Linked DNA regions of Homo sapiens: regions 1, 2 and 3 are each linked to region 4. Evidence: chromatin contacts called from ENCODE Hi-C or POLR2A ChIA-PET data. All regions are on one chromosome and are shown on one strand. Each heading gives the region's core, a stretch centred on a gene start or an enhancer-like site at or near the end of the contact. The rest is flanking DNA. Distances are from core to core; before and after follow the strand shown. Region 1 holds the start of DUSP16 (dual specificity phosphatase 16). Region 2 holds the start of DDX47 (DEAD-box helicase 47). Region 3 holds the start of LOH12CR2 (loss of heterozygosity on chromosome 12, region 2). Region 4 holds the start of ARHGDIB (Rho GDP dissociation inhibitor beta).

Region 1 (4,210 bases), core at 1-2,500, 2.4 Mb before region 4:
CCGTCACCACCCAGGTGGCCTCGCTGCTTACACCAAAGGCGAACTGGGGATAATGGGAACAGTCAGGCCAGGGCCCCACTTGGCAGGCGTGTTGTGTAACAGTCGCGCCTGGAAGTGAGCAGCTTCGCCCGCAAAGGTGCCGCGTCCCGCGGCGGCCGCTCCTCTCGGCGGGGCCCGGTCCAAGCGCCGCGCAGCGGCCGGGAGCGCACCCACTGCGACCCCGCGCCCGGCCGCACGCCCCCTTCCCGCTCCGGCCAGCCTCCGGCCAGGCCTACACCCCCGCTTCAAACGCTCCTGCGGCCCCCGGCCGCGGTCGCCCCCACGCCGCCTCCCGAAAGGGTGGCCGGTACGCCCGGGAAGGCAGAGACGGCGGGGCTGGAGCGCGGCGCCCGGCACCGGGAGTCGGGGCGCGCTGCGGAGCGTCCATGCGGCCGGGCGGGAGGGCGCCCCGGGCCCCGCACCCTCCCGCCCGCACACCCCGCGCGGCCCGCCAAGGCCACTTACTTTTGGGGCCGCCGACCTCCCAATTCCCTCAGAGGGAAACGAAAGTTGTCACGGCGTCTCCCCTCGGGCCCCCCTCGCCTCCCGGACTTGCGAGGCGCCGCCGCGGAGCCGAGAGGGCGGCTGCGCTCCCGCTCGCGTCCCGTCCCGTCGCTCTCCTCCTCCTCTTCTTTTCAGTATATTATCTTCTCCTTCTCTGAGGGGTGGGTTGGGGCGGGAGGCTTAGGAAGAGAGGAGACGCTCGCAACTTTTCTTCACTCTTTCTCTTCCACCCTCCCCCCCATCAGCCTTCAAAAAAAATGTCGAAAGAGATGAAGAACTTAGGGAGGTAAAGGTGGGGGGCCGCGTTGTGAAAGTGGGGGTTGGGGGGGAGAGAGAGGTGGTAATAATCGTTTAAAAACTGATTAAAGCCCCCCAAACACTGATACATAGAAAGAGGGGGAAAGGCGGGGGGGTGGGGTGGGGGGTTGGGGGAAAGAGAAAGAGTCGCTGGTCAGGAAACTTCAAGCGCGGATGAGGTCATTGGTTTAAAAATAAAGAGATGGCGTCACTTGAAACCAATCCCAGTGAATGAACTCAGCGGAGCCCCGGGGAAAGGAGGAGACAGGCGAGGGCAGGGCGGTGGGCGCCGGGCGGGGCCGCGCGCTCGCCCATCCCGCGGCCGCCCGAGCCCGGAGCGCGGCTCCGCGCCTCGTTCCGGCCGCTCGGGGAGGGGTCAGGTCATGTTCCCTTCCAGAGTCCGGCGACTCTGAGGCAGGTTCCGCGGGCGCCGCTGGGAGGAGCCGGAGCTGCCGGAGGAGGCGGCCCCGCGGCCTCCTCCCCCACCTCTCCCTCCTCCTCCTCCTCCTCCCGCGCCCGCGCGCCCGCCCCCTACCCCCGGGCTCGCGGCCCCGACCCCCGGGCCGGGGTGTCCGCCTCCAGTGCTGCGCCCCAACAGGTATCGGAGGGTTTTCTCCCTCACCCAGACGCAGAACCTTTCCCTCCTCCTTGAGCTGTTTCCAGCTGCCTCACCAACGTCAAAAAACGCAAACACTGATTTGAGAGAATTACACTCGCTCTGTAAAAAGTCTGGCGAATGCAAAAGGCAAGGCTCTGCCATCTCTCAGGAGAGAAGTTACAGGTACTTCAAGAAAAATCACACTACTGTTGTCAGGCATTCAGCTATCTATATGTTTATGGTTGAAAGCCCCCACATAAATGTTCCTACATTACTTTACTTTGCTTATATTTACAAATACAAGGATAAGCAGCCTACATTTTCTTTAAAAATGTTTTCTACAGGAGGCAGCGCAGAAACATCTTTAAATAAGACCAGGGGTTAACCGCCTCTTGAGAGGTACAAAACCCTTGTTGATTTAACTCCACATACCTCGTGCATTTTATTATTTGAATTCATTAAAATGTCTGTTTTGAGATGACATTATGCACTTTGGAAAACGAGAGACCTGAGGTGGTGACAAACCAGGACTTGGAATCACTGAATAGGACAATCGGAGCTTTATTCCAATGTTCTTTGAGCATTTGAGCATGAAGCTGCTTCTACTGAGAAGTACTCACGTGGATATCACATAACAAAGATGTGATTAATGACGGAAAAGCACCCTGCGAGTGGACTGCTCCATGAGCCAGAATTTATGTGTAGGAATAATCTAACTCTTCAAATATTCCATTTACAATGTGCCGGATTGGGACACTAGACCCTAAAGGCACTGTTTGCTGTGGGATATCCATGTGCACCCTGCCTAAAGCACGTTTTTCCACTAGCAAAAGAACTGATAAGCAGGTTTGGGTGGGTTCGAAAGATAATACACCCCTGTTACTACTTTTCTGCCTTTAAGTCCTGCAACTAAAGGCATTCCTTATGATTGGTAATCATTGAAGGTTAGTGTTGCGGGGTATGGCCCTGGGAACTTCTGGCCCATCTTTTATAGGAGGGAAAAAAAAAGCCCATTTGAAGATGGGAGGCACCCTAGCACCTCTGGCAGTAGTAGGTAAAGCCTGAAGGCCACAGATGGAGAAGCAACTTTGAGCCTGTGCCTCTGGCCTCTTGAAGACTTTGCTAGGGGAAGCAAATCTCTCCCACTGCTCCCTGTCCTCTGGTGGCCAGGAGGTGTTACTGCAGCTTCCTTGGGATTATTTGTGCTCTACCAGGAAACCCCTAAAAATCTAACTGTAGACCTTTGTTGGAGGTGTTGGGATTTTTAGGAAGGAAGAAGAAGATAGTCCTTTTACTAGTGGTACAGAGCATGGATCTTGCCTGGAGGAAAGATTCATGAGAATTAATGGTATCCCCTTTGCATGCCAAAGTTCCAGTAACCTTGCTTTAACTGACATGGCTTGAAACGTTTCTCCCCTTTCCTCAGTTACACAATTAAGTTTGTGTAATGTATGATGTGGTGCCATCATAGCTATCATAGAAGTCTCTCAGGGTATTTCATCTATTTCTGGAAACAAGACGTATATTAAAGCTCATTAAAAACGAAATCAATGATTGAGTGATGTACAATATTGGTTAAAAGAGTCAGGGGGCCGGGCGTGGTGGCTTAAGCCTATAATCCCAGCACTTTGGGAGGCCCGAGGCGGGTGGATCATGAGGTCAAGAGATCGAGACCATCCTGGCCAACATGGTGAAACCCCGTCTCTACTAAAAATACAAAAATTAGCCAGGCGTGGTGGTGGGCGCCTGTAGTCCCAGCTACTCAGGAGGCTGAGGCAGAAGAATCACTTGAACCCGGGAGGTGGAGGTTGCAATGAGCCGAGATCGCACCACTGCACTCCAGACTCCAGCCTGGCAACAGAGTGAGACTCCATCTCAAAAAAAAAAAAAAAAACAAACAAACAAAAAAAAACATCAGGGGAGAAAAGGAGCAATGTAGGCTGGGATTATCAGGGAAGGCACCTTATAAAGAGTTTTGACCTTATCCTTGAAGGACAGTTCAGATTTAGTTTGCAGTGAAGAAGCCAGTGGAGGGAAGATTCCAGAGGGCAAATGGCAATGAGCCAAGACATGGAGGTGGAATGAATAATGAGTAAGGTGTATTCAAGTGACAGAAGAGTAAACCCAGTAGCAGTAGAAATCGGTATTTAGCAATTAGGTATGAGGTTAAATTTAAGAGATACAGAGGCACATTGTGGAGGTACTTGAATGTTAGAATAAATAGATTGTTACCTGCCCAGCAGGTGAAGGGGAAACCACTAAACAAGTTTACTTCACCGAAGAGTACATTTCTTTCTTTTACTAAGAAAGGTTTTCTACATACTAACAATAAATATGTGGAAACAGCCCTCTCCCTCTCCCGCTCCCGCTCCCGCTCCCTCTCTTTCCACGATCTCCCTCTGATGCCGAGCCGAAGCTGGACTATACTGCTGCCATCTCGGCTCACTGCAACCTCCCTGCCTGATTCTCCTGCCTTAGCCTGCTGAGTGCCTGCGATTGCAGGCACGCACCGCCACGCCTGACTGGTTTTCGTATTTTTTTGGTGGAGACGGGGTTTCGCTGTGTTGGCCGGGCTGGTCTCCAGCTCCTAACCGTGAGTGATCCGCCAGCCTCGGCCTCCTGAGGTGCCGGGATTGCAGACTGAGTCTGGTTCACTCAGTGCTCAATGGTGCCCAGGCTGGAGTGCAGTGGCGTGATCTCGGCTCGCTACAACCTCCACCTCCCAGCCGCCTGCCTTGGCCTCCCAAAGTGCTGAGAGTGCAGCCTCTGCCC
Region 2 (3,930 bases), core at 610-3,109, 2.1 Mb before region 4:
GTCCTGCAGAGTCTGAGCTGAGCCCAATTCTCTGACCACATCCTACCCTTTTTGTTGTTGAGACACTGCTGTGATGCCTAAATCAGGGCCCTTTTTTAGTTGTGGTGGTGGGGAGGTCGGCAGGCACATTGAGTTGAGTTCCTCACAATTCTCAGGTCAAGCACACTGGCATCACAAGTCTCCTCTCTTGCTTTGTGTATTTATTATCCTTTTTTTTTTTTTTTTGAGACGGAGTCTTGCGCTGTCACTCAGGCTGGAGTGCAATGGCATGATCTCAGCTCACTGCAACCTCCGCCTCCGGGGTTCAAGCAATTCTCCTGCCCCAGCCCCCCGAGTAGCTGGGATTACAGGCACAGGCCACCATGCCTGGCTAATTTTTGTGTTTTTAGTAGAGACTGGATTTCACTATGTTGACCAGGCTGGTCTCGAACTCTTGACTTCAAGTGATCCATCTGCCTTGGCCTCCCAAAGTGCTAAGATACAGGTGTGAGCCACCGCGGCCGGCCTATTGTCTTATACACTTAATTCTTTTATTCCCAATTCCCAGTTTTATTCTAATTCTTCTCCCTCTGCAGGCAACCATTCTAAAATATTTCAAGTGTATCTTCTGTTGGATGTGTTTTAGCAGAATGTGATATCTGTGGGCCTATATTTTAATATACTTGATATATTTTATGCTTTTCTCACTAAGCACTAGGTTTTTCAGATCTAATCATATTGTTAAGGGCATGTTTGTAGACACCATGTTCACATTTTAACTATGCATTTTCCCAGTGACGGACACCAGATTGCCCCCAACTTCCCATCCTCAGGAATAAAACTGCAACGAGCACCCTGCGCAGTGTGAGACCCAAGTGACAGGCCACAGGAGGGCACTCGCTGGCCATGGGGCATGCAACATACAGCTCTGAATTTGCTGCTTTCCAGAATAGCCTTAGTAGCTTCACAGTCTTGGTACTTGGAATTCTCTCACTCTGGAATGATTATCTCCTGGGATCTTAAAGCGTTTTCTCCTGCTCAACAGTGAGGTCTTAACTCAAATATCACTGTCTCAGAGAGGCCTTCCCAATCTCACAGTTATCCCCACAACCCACCCTCCCCAGGTTACTCTGTAATTTTTATGTGAACAGGGTTTCACTCTGTTGCCCAGGCTGGAGTACAGTAGCACCATCTCCACTCACTGCAGCCTCAACTTCCGGGGTCAACTGATCCCTCAACCTCAGCCCCCTGAATAGCTGGGATTACAGGCGCATGCCACCATGCATGCCTGACTGATTTTTGCATTTTGCAGACACAGGGTTTCGCCACGTTGCCCAGGCTGGTCTCGAACTCCTGGGCTCAAGTGATCCGCCCGCCTCGTCCTCCCACAGTGCTGGGGTTACAGGCGTGAGCACACCCAGCTACTTTTCACAATTTGAAATGCTCTGTGATAGCTTATTTATGATCTGTCTTCTTTTTCTTCACGAGGGCAGGGGTCGCTGTCCTATTCACCAGCCATCTAGCATAGCCTTAGCAAATGGTAGGTTCTCAACATTATTGAATAAAGTAATGACATAATAAAAAAATAGTATTGTAATATCAATCCGTTCCAAACTCTATGGTTAGAAAAGCGGGGAACATAACTGGCGACACACGTAGGGAAGGCTCTTTAAAAGGGACCTAAAGGTCAACTGGAGTCCCTGGTGATCAGCCCCTTCTGCACTCGGATCTATTCCGCAAGCCTACGCGCCCATATTCACTGGGCCCCACCTGCCTAGCGGACGGGTGCAATCCCCGGCAAGCCCGCAGGGGGCGCGCAGAGCACGTCGTCCGGGGAGAACTAAAACTACATTTCCCAGCATCCCGCGCGCCGCAGACCCACTTCCGGAGACCTCACACAAGATGGCGGCACCCGAGGAACACGATTCTCCGACCGAAGCGTCCCAGCCGATTGTGGAAGAGGAGGAAACTAAAACATTTAAAGACCTGGTGAGAATGGATGACGCTGGCTTCTTTTATGTACTCTGGTGCTAGGCTCAGGGAGACCCCAGGTACCTTAGATCCCGCTCTGATAGTGTACAAAAGCATCTTGGGGCCTAGCTTGGGTTTTCCCCAGAATTTCAGAGGGCTGGGTTTCGGACGTGCTCTGAGTTTGGGTGGTGGGAGGGCTGCTGGGCCCTGAGACCCCCTATTTGCCCTATTCGCCACTTTAGTGTGGCAACGTTTGTATGTGCATCCAGGAGGTTGTACATATGGGGAATGGAATTGGTCTCTTTATAACTGGAGCTTTGGAGTCAGATGAACCAACCAGATTTGAATTTTGACACAGTCTCTTACTGAGGACAAGTTGTTACCTCTCTGTGTTTCTCTTTCCACATCTGTAAATTGGGGATAGTAATAAGTACTTACCTCGCAGAATTGTTGTGACGATTAAATGAGATGATACATGTAAAGCACCTGGCCTTGGCCTTGGTGAGCAGAAAGTGTTCGTTAAGTCTTGAGCTACTGTCTCATGGTATAGTTAAAGAGTAGGCTCTGAGATGCACAGTAAATACCTTTTAAATCAAATACAATGGTTGTACATGATGGGTCTGACAGTCAGTTAAGTAGGAGGGAGGTAGGGGTGTGCTGTTCTTGGCTAAGGTATATTTTTCTGAATTCCAAGGGTGTGACAGATGTGTTGTGTGAAGCTTGTGACCAGTTGGGATGGACAAAACCCACCAAGATCCAGATTGAAGCTATTCCTTTGGCCTTACAAGGTAGGTTGTATGACTTCGTACAGATTTAATATAAAGTTATCTCAATTAGATACCCCTTTTGAAAGCTGTTGCTTGCATACTTCAAGTGAAATAAGGATATGGTCACTAAAGGTACAAAGTTTGGGTAATGGTATTTGAAAATGTCATTCTCCAATTTTACTGAGCTTACTTTCTGTCTTAATAGCTGAAAGGGTTTGTTCTCTGCCACAGATGCTGACTTTAAGGAAGCCCTAGGTTAAAGTTAAAGTATATTAACGACAATCTTGGTAGACTTTATGCATCAGTGGGCGCACACTTAGGGAAGGATGCCTGGAACACATATGTGTGTCTTGAGGAGTTGAGAATTCTTGCTGTGAGCCATGTTTATCAGATTTGTAAAACAGTGGTTAAAGCAGATTGATGGCTACTGGAACTGAAACTAATGGGATGAACTTTTTTCTTTTTGAGATCTTTTTTTTAAGATGGAGTTTTTTTTGAGATAGAGTTTCGCTCTGTCGCCCAGGCTGGAGTGCAGTGGTGCGGTCTTGGCTCACTGCAACCTCTGCCTTCCAGGTTCAAGCAACTCTCCCGCCTCAGCCTCCCAAGTAATGGATTACAGGCGCATCACCATGTCCGGCTAATTTTGTATTTTTAGTAGAGATGGGGTTTCAGCATGTTGGCCAGGCTGGTCTCGAACTCCTGACCTCAAGTGATCTACCTGCCTTGGCCTCCCAAAGTGCTGGGATTACAGGTGTGAGCCACCACATCTGGCTGTAACAGGATGAACTTTAATAGGAGTAGAAGTAAAGTCCTGCTCTTAGATTCCTAAAGTACCAACTTTACAGGATTAGGGTGGGTGATAAAAGAGGCCCAGAGGTCTTAGTTAACTGAAATCTATTAAGATCCTCAGAGAGAGTGAATGTAATCATAGCAATTGTTATAAGAGGGGTAATGTGGCTAATTATTGTTAGTATTAATGTAGCTATTACTGTATTACTATATTATTAGTGATTAATGTAAGCTATAATTATTACTCATTAGTAATTAATGTAGTGATTATTATTGATAATAATTGAAAGATTTAATGATTTGAAGAGCTGTCATGTGGAAAAGGGGTTAGACTTACTCTACAAAATTCCATTTGCTCTTTCCATAAATAGTTACTATTTGTTGTAAATGTAAGGCACTGGAGGTTAACAGTCTGTCCTCTCCA
Region 3 (4,179 bases), core at 163-2,662, 2.6 Mb before region 4:
GTCCCATCAGCCTGGTGTGGTTTATGTAAACCTCAAGACTAGTTAGACACAACTTTCTAGAAGCCTGCCCTGATCTCTCAGGCAGTTTTTAGTTCTATCTTCATATTCCCAGAGAACACTGTACTTAGATTCATTTGCATTTTTCTCATTGTATTGCAATGGTGAGCAGAGGAAAGAGCATCAGATAGTCCTAAATAGTTCGACCACTGACCACCTGCTGACCATGGAGGAGTCACCTACTTACAGGCTGCAGGGTTGTTGTGAAAATTAAATAAGGTAAAATAGGGGAAATTATTGTGATATAGTAGAGTGGAAGGGACTTAAAAATCATTTAGTCAACTTGACACTTCTTCTGAGACTTTTTTTTTTTTTTTTTTTTTTGAGACGGAGTCTCGCTCTGTCGCCCAGGCTGGAGTGCAGTGGCGCGATCTCGGCTCACTGCAAGCTCTGCCTCCCGGGTTCACACCATTCTCCTGTCTCAGCCTCCCGAGTAGCTGGGACTACAGGCGCCCACCATCATGCCCGGCTAATTTTTTGTATTTTTTAGTAGAGACGGGGTTTCACCATGTTAGCCAGGATGGTCTTGATCTCCTGACATCGTGATCTACTCGCCTCAGCCTCCCAAAGTGCTGGGATTACAGGCGTGAGCCACCCCGCCTGGCCAGAGACTACATTTTATACATATAAAATCTCAAGGCATTTACTTGAAATTTCTTGACGCAGACAATGTAATATAAAATGAGTTGCAAAGTTCGGAGAACGCTAGAGCCAGCTAACTCCTTGATGGCATTGCATTGCTAGGTCTACTTTCTTGCCCTAGCAAAAATGGCAGTTTCCTTTCTGGATTACTCCCTCCTCACCTTCTGTTAGTTTCAGAGTGACTTGTTGATAACTGCCAAGGTCCCCAGAAAGCGCCTAGCCAAAAAGGTTCTTCACTTCTCTTTAAAGATGTGCACTCCCTAATACATGAAACAGCATTTTCTATTTCTTAATTTTTCTCTCATTTCCAGCTGCTGCTTTCACCGTCTTCTGGTATTTTTTTGTTTGGTCGTCCACTGCTAAACTCCCAGCTCTTCAGAATTCAAAATGAGCTTTGCATCCAAGCTGTTGTGGGTTCGAATCCTGGGTCTATCTAGCGTTTCTTTCTCCATCTGTAAAACAGGGTTAAAAATACCTATTTTGTAAAGTTGTTCTCACATGTGGGTATTGAAGAGCTTAATAGTGTGGGTGGTGTTTTAAAGGTGACGCATCCTTACAACAGGAAAGGGCTTACCCTCTTCCGCAGTTCTGGCTTCGAGGAGGTCAAGCCCTTTAAGGTGGCATCGCCCTAAGTCGCAGGAGCGGGTCTCTCCGCCCCTCCCTCGGGCCGGGGGGCGGGGCCTCCTAATCCGGAACTGAAGGTCTTGCGTAGCCGGCACCGCCCATCTGCGTCCCGGAAGGAGCGAGCTTGCGGAGCGTGAACCAGTGAGTGAAAGCGGCGCCGCCCGCCGGCCGCAGGTGCGGCAAAGCCAGTGTCATCTGCCGGTTCTCTTAGGGCTCCCGGAAAGAAGGAGGGCTAGCCGCGTGCGTTCGCGCCGCGCCTCCTTGCGTTTCTGTTCCCCAAATAGGGCCTCTCCTTCTCCCGCCGCCCAGGCCCCTGCGTGGGCTGGACGCGTCAGCCCCACACATTAGCCTCGCTGCGGCGCCCAGACTCTGCTTTGCCTCCCCGTCCCGGTCCCTGGCCCCTGCCCTGTCGCCCGCCGCCGGAGCGGTGACCGCCCGGCCCGCCGTTCTTCTGCTGCCACCGCTGTCGGCACCATGGGCAGTGAGCAGAGCTCCGAGGCCGAGAGCCGACCCAACGATCTGAACTCCTCAGGTCGGTGTCCTAACCTCCCACCCTCCTCCAGCCCGCCCTGTCCCCTTGCAGAGCGGGCTGCCTCCCAGACTAGGGTCAGGGACTGCGGACGGGAACGCACAGAAAAAGCCTTCACCGTGCTAGTAGGAAAAAAAAAAAGTCACCATCTGTCCTGGCCTCGATTCCCCTGATGGAAGTGCGTGTGACTGCAAGCTAAGCCAGCGTGGGCGCCAGTGCCCTTATTTATTTTCAAAACAGCCGTTTCTCCCAGCTACAGCCTCCTGTTTAAAAGACGAGCTAATTAATTTTTGGCTCTAGTGCTCATGGCTGATGTAGTGAGATTTGGCTCACACAGTGGATGGATTATAGGACCTCTAAGAACAGTCTGTTTCTTAAAAACGGGTGTTAGAGGTTCCTTTTCTGAAGGGATATGTGATAGGTGTCCACTTGCTTTGAACCCTTTAGTGCAAAGGTCTCCAGAAACAGCTTTTTCTTCTCAGAAGGTGTCTTGGTCCGTTTTCTAATCTTGTAGAGGTTGGCCAGACAGCAGGCACTGGTGTTTTCCATTGTTGTTCTCTGTCCATGATTTTTAGACTTCTCTAAGCGTTTGAGACAAGAATGGGAGGATTATTGTGTTTGCAATACAGTGAGTGTTCAATAAATAGATAAAGCAGCTGATGTTTAATTGAGGACCATTTGCTGCTTTTTTTGTTACCCACACGCTAGGACAGCTGGGAGTGCTTTGGTTAAGCTCCGGGGTTGCTAACGCAAATTGGTTAAATCTGGGGCCTAAAAAGAGTCGCCGATTTTAGAAGTTCTCTGTTCTTGATAGGAGCTGTAATTCAGAAATAGGCAAGCTAATAGATCTAAGGGTGTTTCACTTTAAGGTGTGACTTTCAAGACTAGTTCAGACCTACATTCTGGGGACTGGATTGGGGCAGCTTTGAATGGTGAGCAGCATCTACTAGCTTTGCTACGTTTTTCTATTTCCTTGGAAGGGCCAGAGTGTCATATCTGTTATAAGAAATATAATAATTGCCACCTTTGACATTCTTGCCTCTATGGCAGGGCAGAAACATATTTTAGGGGGAAGCGGTGTGGCATCTTTTTAATTTGTTTTCTTGCCCATGAACCAACAGCATTCGAGCATTTCCGATGTTAGAATTTGCCTATTCCCCTGTGCCCGGTACTTTACATACATTTACATATAATTTTTGCAGTAATCCCATTTTACAGATAAAGTAGTAGAGGTTAGCTAGAGTGTTTTGAAGTCCCCTTTCCTCTGGTATCTGGGGAAGGAGGAATCACAATTTATAGCAGGAAAGATTTCTGGCATGGCTTTTGTAAAATGTTAGGTAAATTACCAAAACAGGTAAATAAATATTTCTTGAAAAGAAATAAAAGCAGCAGAGATTTTTCTAGAAGAGTGAATGCCAAGCCTCCGGAGACGAGCTTCTAGGAGGCAGAACAGTTCTATGGCATCCCTGGATTAACCTTTGAGATATGACTATAATGAGCCTGGGAATATTACCTTCTAGAGCATAAAACACTTTAAAGATTCATTCTTGTCCCAGTCTGGAAGATATTTGGGGGAGAGGATGATTTCTTGGTCTAGGGAGTCCTTTATAATTTGAATCACTTCCCTCCAAATGGATTACTTTCTCCCAAGGAACCTGAATTGATCTCCCTCTTTGTCCTCCAAATTTCTGATTTTTGCCTCAGCCTAGAATGGACTTACTGGCTATTTTTGCCCTGGACTAATGCTATAATTTTAAGAGTGAGGGGGCTGTAGTCCTAGCTACTCAGGCCCAGGTGGGAGGATTGCTGGAGCCCAGGAGTTTAAATCCAGCCTGGGCGATGTAGTGAGACTTGACTCTTTTTTTTTTTTTTTTTTTGAGACAGTCTCACTGTCACCTAGGCTGGAGTGCTGTGGCATGATCTTGGCTCACTGCAACCTCCGCCTCCCGGATTCAAGCAATTTTCCTGCCTCAGCCTCCCAAGTAGCTGGGATTACAGGGACATGCCACCACGCCTGGATAATTTTTGTATTTTTAGTAGAGATAGGGTTTCACCATGTTGGCCAGGCTGATCTCGAACTCCTGACCTCAAGTGATCCACCTGGCTTGGCCTCCCAAAGTGCTGGGATTACAGGCGTGAGCCACCGTGCCCAGCCGCCTTGACTTAAAAAAAAAAAAAAAAGAGTGAGGAGGCTGAAGCCTCGGGAATAGGCCAGTCATTCGGGGGTTGAGAACAGGTTTTTTTCCTGGACTTACTAAACATAGCTGGCTTGATGTGGTAGGGTGGATAGACAGCTTTGCAACTCCAGTGTCGCAGAGATGGGCCTT
Region 4 (4,068 bases), core at 755-3,254:
CTGATGTTTGTCATGTACTGTGCTCTCCCAAATCAGCTCAGACCCGTATCTTTCCCTCAGAATGACTTTGTGGTGCTGAGTGTCTACTGAAAACAGAACCTTAATGTTGCTCAGAGCTAACTTCCCTAGGGGACAAACTCATGCTCTCCAAAGCAAGGAAGGACCAAATTCCAGTCGAGGCCTGAAAAATGCTTGCCAGTTTCTGTTCAGTGACAGCATAGTTAGTCCTCAGGTTTTGCATCTGTGAAGCATGGATGGAGAAAGAACTGTCTCTTAGAATTTCACACATCTCACAAAAGAGTAAGATGCTCTTGTTACTAAGCTTGTGCTATATCTGCTTTGGGAGGGAATATATTCTTACAAATTAAAAAAACACAAAGCCAATGGCAAGATTCACGATGCCTGCTAGGGACTGGACCTCTGCCCCCTGTCTCTCCGGACCAACAGGTGCCATGGTCCTCTTGATCTCCTGTGCCTGACCATCCCTGCAGTGAAGATGGCCAGGCCAACCCTGACTCCAGGGGCTCTAGGTCTCCATGTGAAGTGGTGACCATGAGCCCTCCGGGTGAGAGCAGTCTGCCTTTCCCCACTCTGAATGAAGAACTGCCCAGGGCTTGCCAGACACACACCTCAAGTTACCATAGGTCTAGAGTTTAATTACAGATTATGTTTATGAAACATGCTGGCTGGGAAGTCCTCTAAAAGGGAAGAAAGTATTTCAGGTCATACCTAAAGCACTTCTCCTAATGGTGGCTGAAATTCAGACCTTGACATTTTGAAGGCCCACTGATCAGCTGTCCTAGCTGGGCCCCCTTGAATTTTTCTCAAACCTGTCTCTTAATACGTTATTTGGTGTTTTCCATGTTTGCTGTTAGTTATCTCATACCTAAAGGGCTATTATCATTATTAATATTTTTATTTTTTGAGCCAGAGTTTCGCTCTTGTTGCCCATGCTGGAGTGCAATGGCGTGATCTTGGCTCACTGCAACCCCTGCCTCCTGGGTTCAAGTGATTCTCCTGCCTCAGCCTCCCAAATAACTGGGATTACAGGGATGCACCACCACACCCAGCTAATTTTGTATTTTCAGTAGAGATGGGGTTTCACCATGTTGGTCAAGCCGGTCTTGAACTCCTGACCTCAGGTGATCTACCCGCCTCGGCCTCCCAAAGTGCTGGGATTGCAGGCGTGAGCCACCACGCCCAGCCCTATTATTATTTTTGACAACAACAGCAAAGATCTGCCCATCCGACTGCAGGAATTTAATACACAGCCTTTGTCAGTGGTAGAAATTCTATCACTGTATGACTCATGAGTACATAACAATGTGCTATACCATACTTCCTCTTTGAGGGATAAAGCCCCTGCACTCTAAGGGAGGATTTCATTATGCATTTCTCTTATATCACCAGAAAATTATTTAGTGGAAGACAGTTTAATATTTGACAGCTTTGAACCATTTTTTTTTCTCTTTCAACCAGTCTTTTTACATTGTCTGCTTAAAAACAGGAAACCACATATCTCCACCCCAGCACAACCCACCATCCACCAGCACAGACCGTATCATTTTGGATCTACAGTCTTTTTCTTCCAAGCCTGGCCAGGTGCCTGCTCCTACTTTGCAGGAAACCCCTCCAGGCACTCCCGGTGCGTGTTCTCAGAGCCCTTCTGAGAATATTCAGGATTGCACTTCCTGGGCTGCAGCGCACCCTGTACCCTCCTTTTTTAAGCCTCCTCCCCTGAGTCACTGCTACCCTTCCCTCCTCTAACTTCCCCTTCTCTGCAGCCTCCTTAGCAATTTCTTATCATAAAGTTTGTTTTAAAGAAGAACTGCCCCTCTAAAAAAATAATAAACTGTCGAGGGCGGTAGCCCCGTCTAGAGGTTTCCGACTTTGCTCTGTGCCCACCTGAAGCCTCCCCAGCCCGAGGTATTTGAACTTACATTCAGTGCTTCACGTCTCTGTCCGGGGTGCCTCTGTCTCTCAACTCTGACTTCTGAGTACTGGCAGTTAGAACAGGAAGGAAGTCAATGAGAAAAAAAAATGTTTTAGACCTACTTGAAGAGGAAACCCTGGGCTGTCTCAAATCCTGTTCCTTTGCACTGCCTATCTCTTGATCAGCCAACTTGAGCAGCATTCTTGTCAATTAATGGCACATGTGCGAGCATGACAGCCCGTGTGACGTGGAGATGCATGAATGTACACGCAAGAGTGTGGAGCCTATAGCTATGGGTATTATGAATAATTGTGAGGGTATTTCTGATAATCAGGTCATTGCAGTGCATAAGCCTATGGAGGTAAGGAGCCTGAAACCAGTAGCAATAAATTCACATCGGCTTTACTTTGTACCACTCACTTCTGTTCCCACTGGGTCCCCGCCAGCTTCATTATCAACCAGATACGTTGAAAGTTTGCTGGCAGTGAATGTAGAGTGCTAAGAAATGATGATTGTTAACTGCATATACTACGGTCCTAAATTTAAAAATGTGTCCTTAAACAGATTTTTGGAGTTTTGTTGGTTATAATTTCAAGACGTAGCTTTGTATTGCACTACAAACAGTCAAATATTGTTTTTAATAGTTTTGGCTGATTTTTCTTCAAATGAAACAAACAAGCAAGCGAAAGTACTGTCTTTGATGAAACCTAGGAAAGAAATTACAAAAGGAAGTAAAACTTCATTAATTCATAGTCTTCCAACTCAGAATTTGTGACAACTTAACAAGTGCCAAAATAGACTTTGTACCATATTTGAGGAAATGGTTTATGAAGTAATTTAAATGGGAACAAGTCTCGGAGGCCATGTTTAAACCATCTGAGGAACAGTTTTTAAGCAGCCAAGTCACATTCATGCTGTATATTCCCGTAGCTGTTACCAATAATAAATGCTTATTTAGGTTAATATTTCAATATTCAGTATTTACACTACATCAATATATTTAGATCTGACTAAGCACACAAATTTGGAGAAACTGACGTTTATTTTGTTTTCACCTAAATGTACTGCATCTTCTTCATTTCCCTTTGTAAATTGATACCACAGGGTTTGCCTTCTACTTAGAGTCAATGAAATCGGAATAATCAAGGGAGTCATTTCACGTGAGAAGAGATTAGCCTAGAAAAATATGAAAAGGAAAATAGTATATAATTAAAATGAGCAAAAATACTAAAAGCCTAATACCACTTTATTCTATAAATTTTAAAATAGCATAGACAGAATACAGCCCTTGAAACAATGTACATAACTTTATTGTAAAAACAAAGCAAACCCTAATTTACACAGAAGGCAGTAACTTACACATTCTATAGCTCTGCACCCTCAAGAGGGGATACATTTATTCATTCCATAACATTTATCGAGCACCTCTTTTCTTTCAAGTACTGTTCTAGTTCCCTTGTGCAGCAATAGACCGCAGGCGACATCTCTGCTGCCCTGTGGAACTTATGTTGTACCTAGGAGACAATTAAAATAACACAGGCAGAATACATTAATTGTAACAAGAAATATTTAAAAATGAAAAATGGTAAATGCATGGTCTCTATTCCACCACTCATTTCTCATGTTATTAGGGAACACCTCACTAGGCAAACCTGGCTTTTTTTTTCCCTCCAGAGCCCAGTGTATATCGGAGGGTATGGGAGCACCCCTTCCCAGAAAAATCTGTAAAATCAATACATATTTTACAGATTTGTATTATAGATTAATGTATTTATTGGGGGATGAGAGAGCATTCATAATTTTAGAAAGTTCTAAAAGGACTCCAATTATCAAAATATACTTAATTCCTGGTCATATGCAAGGAGCCACGGAAAGGTACAGAAATAAACAAGACACAGTCCTAGACCTCAAGTAGCTAAAAGATGTAATGGGGAAGACAGAAGCAGACAAATTTAATTTTTTTTTTGTCAGCATAGGAAAAGAAAAAATACATGGTGTGTTTTGAGAGTACATGTAAGGACATCAAGGAAGGCTTTTTGGAGGAAGTGACCACTGCGCTCAGTTAAGAGGGAGAGTAGGTTTTGAGTAGTTGATGAGCGAAGGGTTGGGAGTGAAAGAGAAGGCACTCGAGGTAG

Evidence for each region. A loop is a pair of places that touch in the nucleus more often than their neighbours do. ChIA-PET counts read pairs that join two places held with the same protein, here RNA polymerase II (POLR2A). Pooled maps may share reads with other maps.
Region 1: a loop to region 4 is called in a pooled map, with 5 times the contacts of the local background. The contact joins the promoter of DUSP16 here to the promoter of ARHGDIB in region 4. A Hi-C loop is called at or near these places in 1 of 37 single-sample maps with no recorded cell type and 7 of 50 pooled maps. POLR2A ChIA-PET finds 5 or more read pairs at or near these places in 1 of 52 experiments (activated CD4-positive, alpha-beta T cell).
Region 2: a loop to region 4 is called in a pooled map, with 5 times the contacts of the local background. The contact joins the promoter of DDX47 here to the promoter of ARHGDIB in region 4. A Hi-C loop is called at or near these places in 3 of 37 single-sample maps with no recorded cell type and 9 of 50 pooled maps.
Region 3: a map of CD8-positive, alpha-beta T cell shows a loop between it and region 4 (7-fold over the local background). The contact joins the promoter of LOH12CR2 here to the promoter of ARHGDIB in region 4. A Hi-C loop is called at or near these places in 1 of 168 maps with a recorded cell type or tissue (CD8-positive, alpha-beta T cell), 1 of 37 single-sample maps with no recorded cell type and 6 of 50 pooled maps.

The regions. Positions count from the first base shown.
Region 1 is chr12:12,561,613-12,565,822 of GRCh38, forward strand. DUSP16 (dual specificity phosphatase 16) reads right to left here and starts at 1,251. Exons shown (of 7, transcript NM_030640.3): 1 at 505-1,251. RefSeq lists silencers at 151-350, 371-490, 521-600, 1,051-1,560.
Region 2 is chr12:12,811,487-12,815,416 of GRCh38, forward strand. It overlaps DDX47 (DEAD-box helicase 47), which reads left to right and starts at 1,860. Exons shown (of 12, transcript NM_016355.4): 1 at 1,860-1,968; 2 at 2,645-2,738. The coding sequence starts at 1,882. RefSeq lists an enhancer at 1,687-1,996.
Region 3 is chr12:12,355,655-12,359,833 of GRCh38, forward strand. LOH12CR2 (loss of heterozygosity on chromosome 12, region 2) reads right to left here and starts at 1,413. Exons shown (of 2, transcript NR_024061.1): 1 at 1,274-1,413; 2 at 1-1,151. BORCS5 (BLOC-1 related complex subunit 5) reads left to right here and starts at 1,424. Exons shown (of 4, transcript NM_058169.6): 1 at 1,424-1,855. The coding sequence starts at 1,798. RefSeq lists enhancers at 1,209-1,887, 2,774-2,853 and a silencer at 1,754-1,833.
Region 4 is chr12:14,959,597-14,963,664 of GRCh38, forward strand. It overlaps ARHGDIB (Rho GDP dissociation inhibitor beta), which reads right to left and starts at 2,005. Exons shown (of 6, transcript NM_001175.7): 1 at 1,941-2,005. RefSeq lists enhancers at 348-457, 1,708-1,827.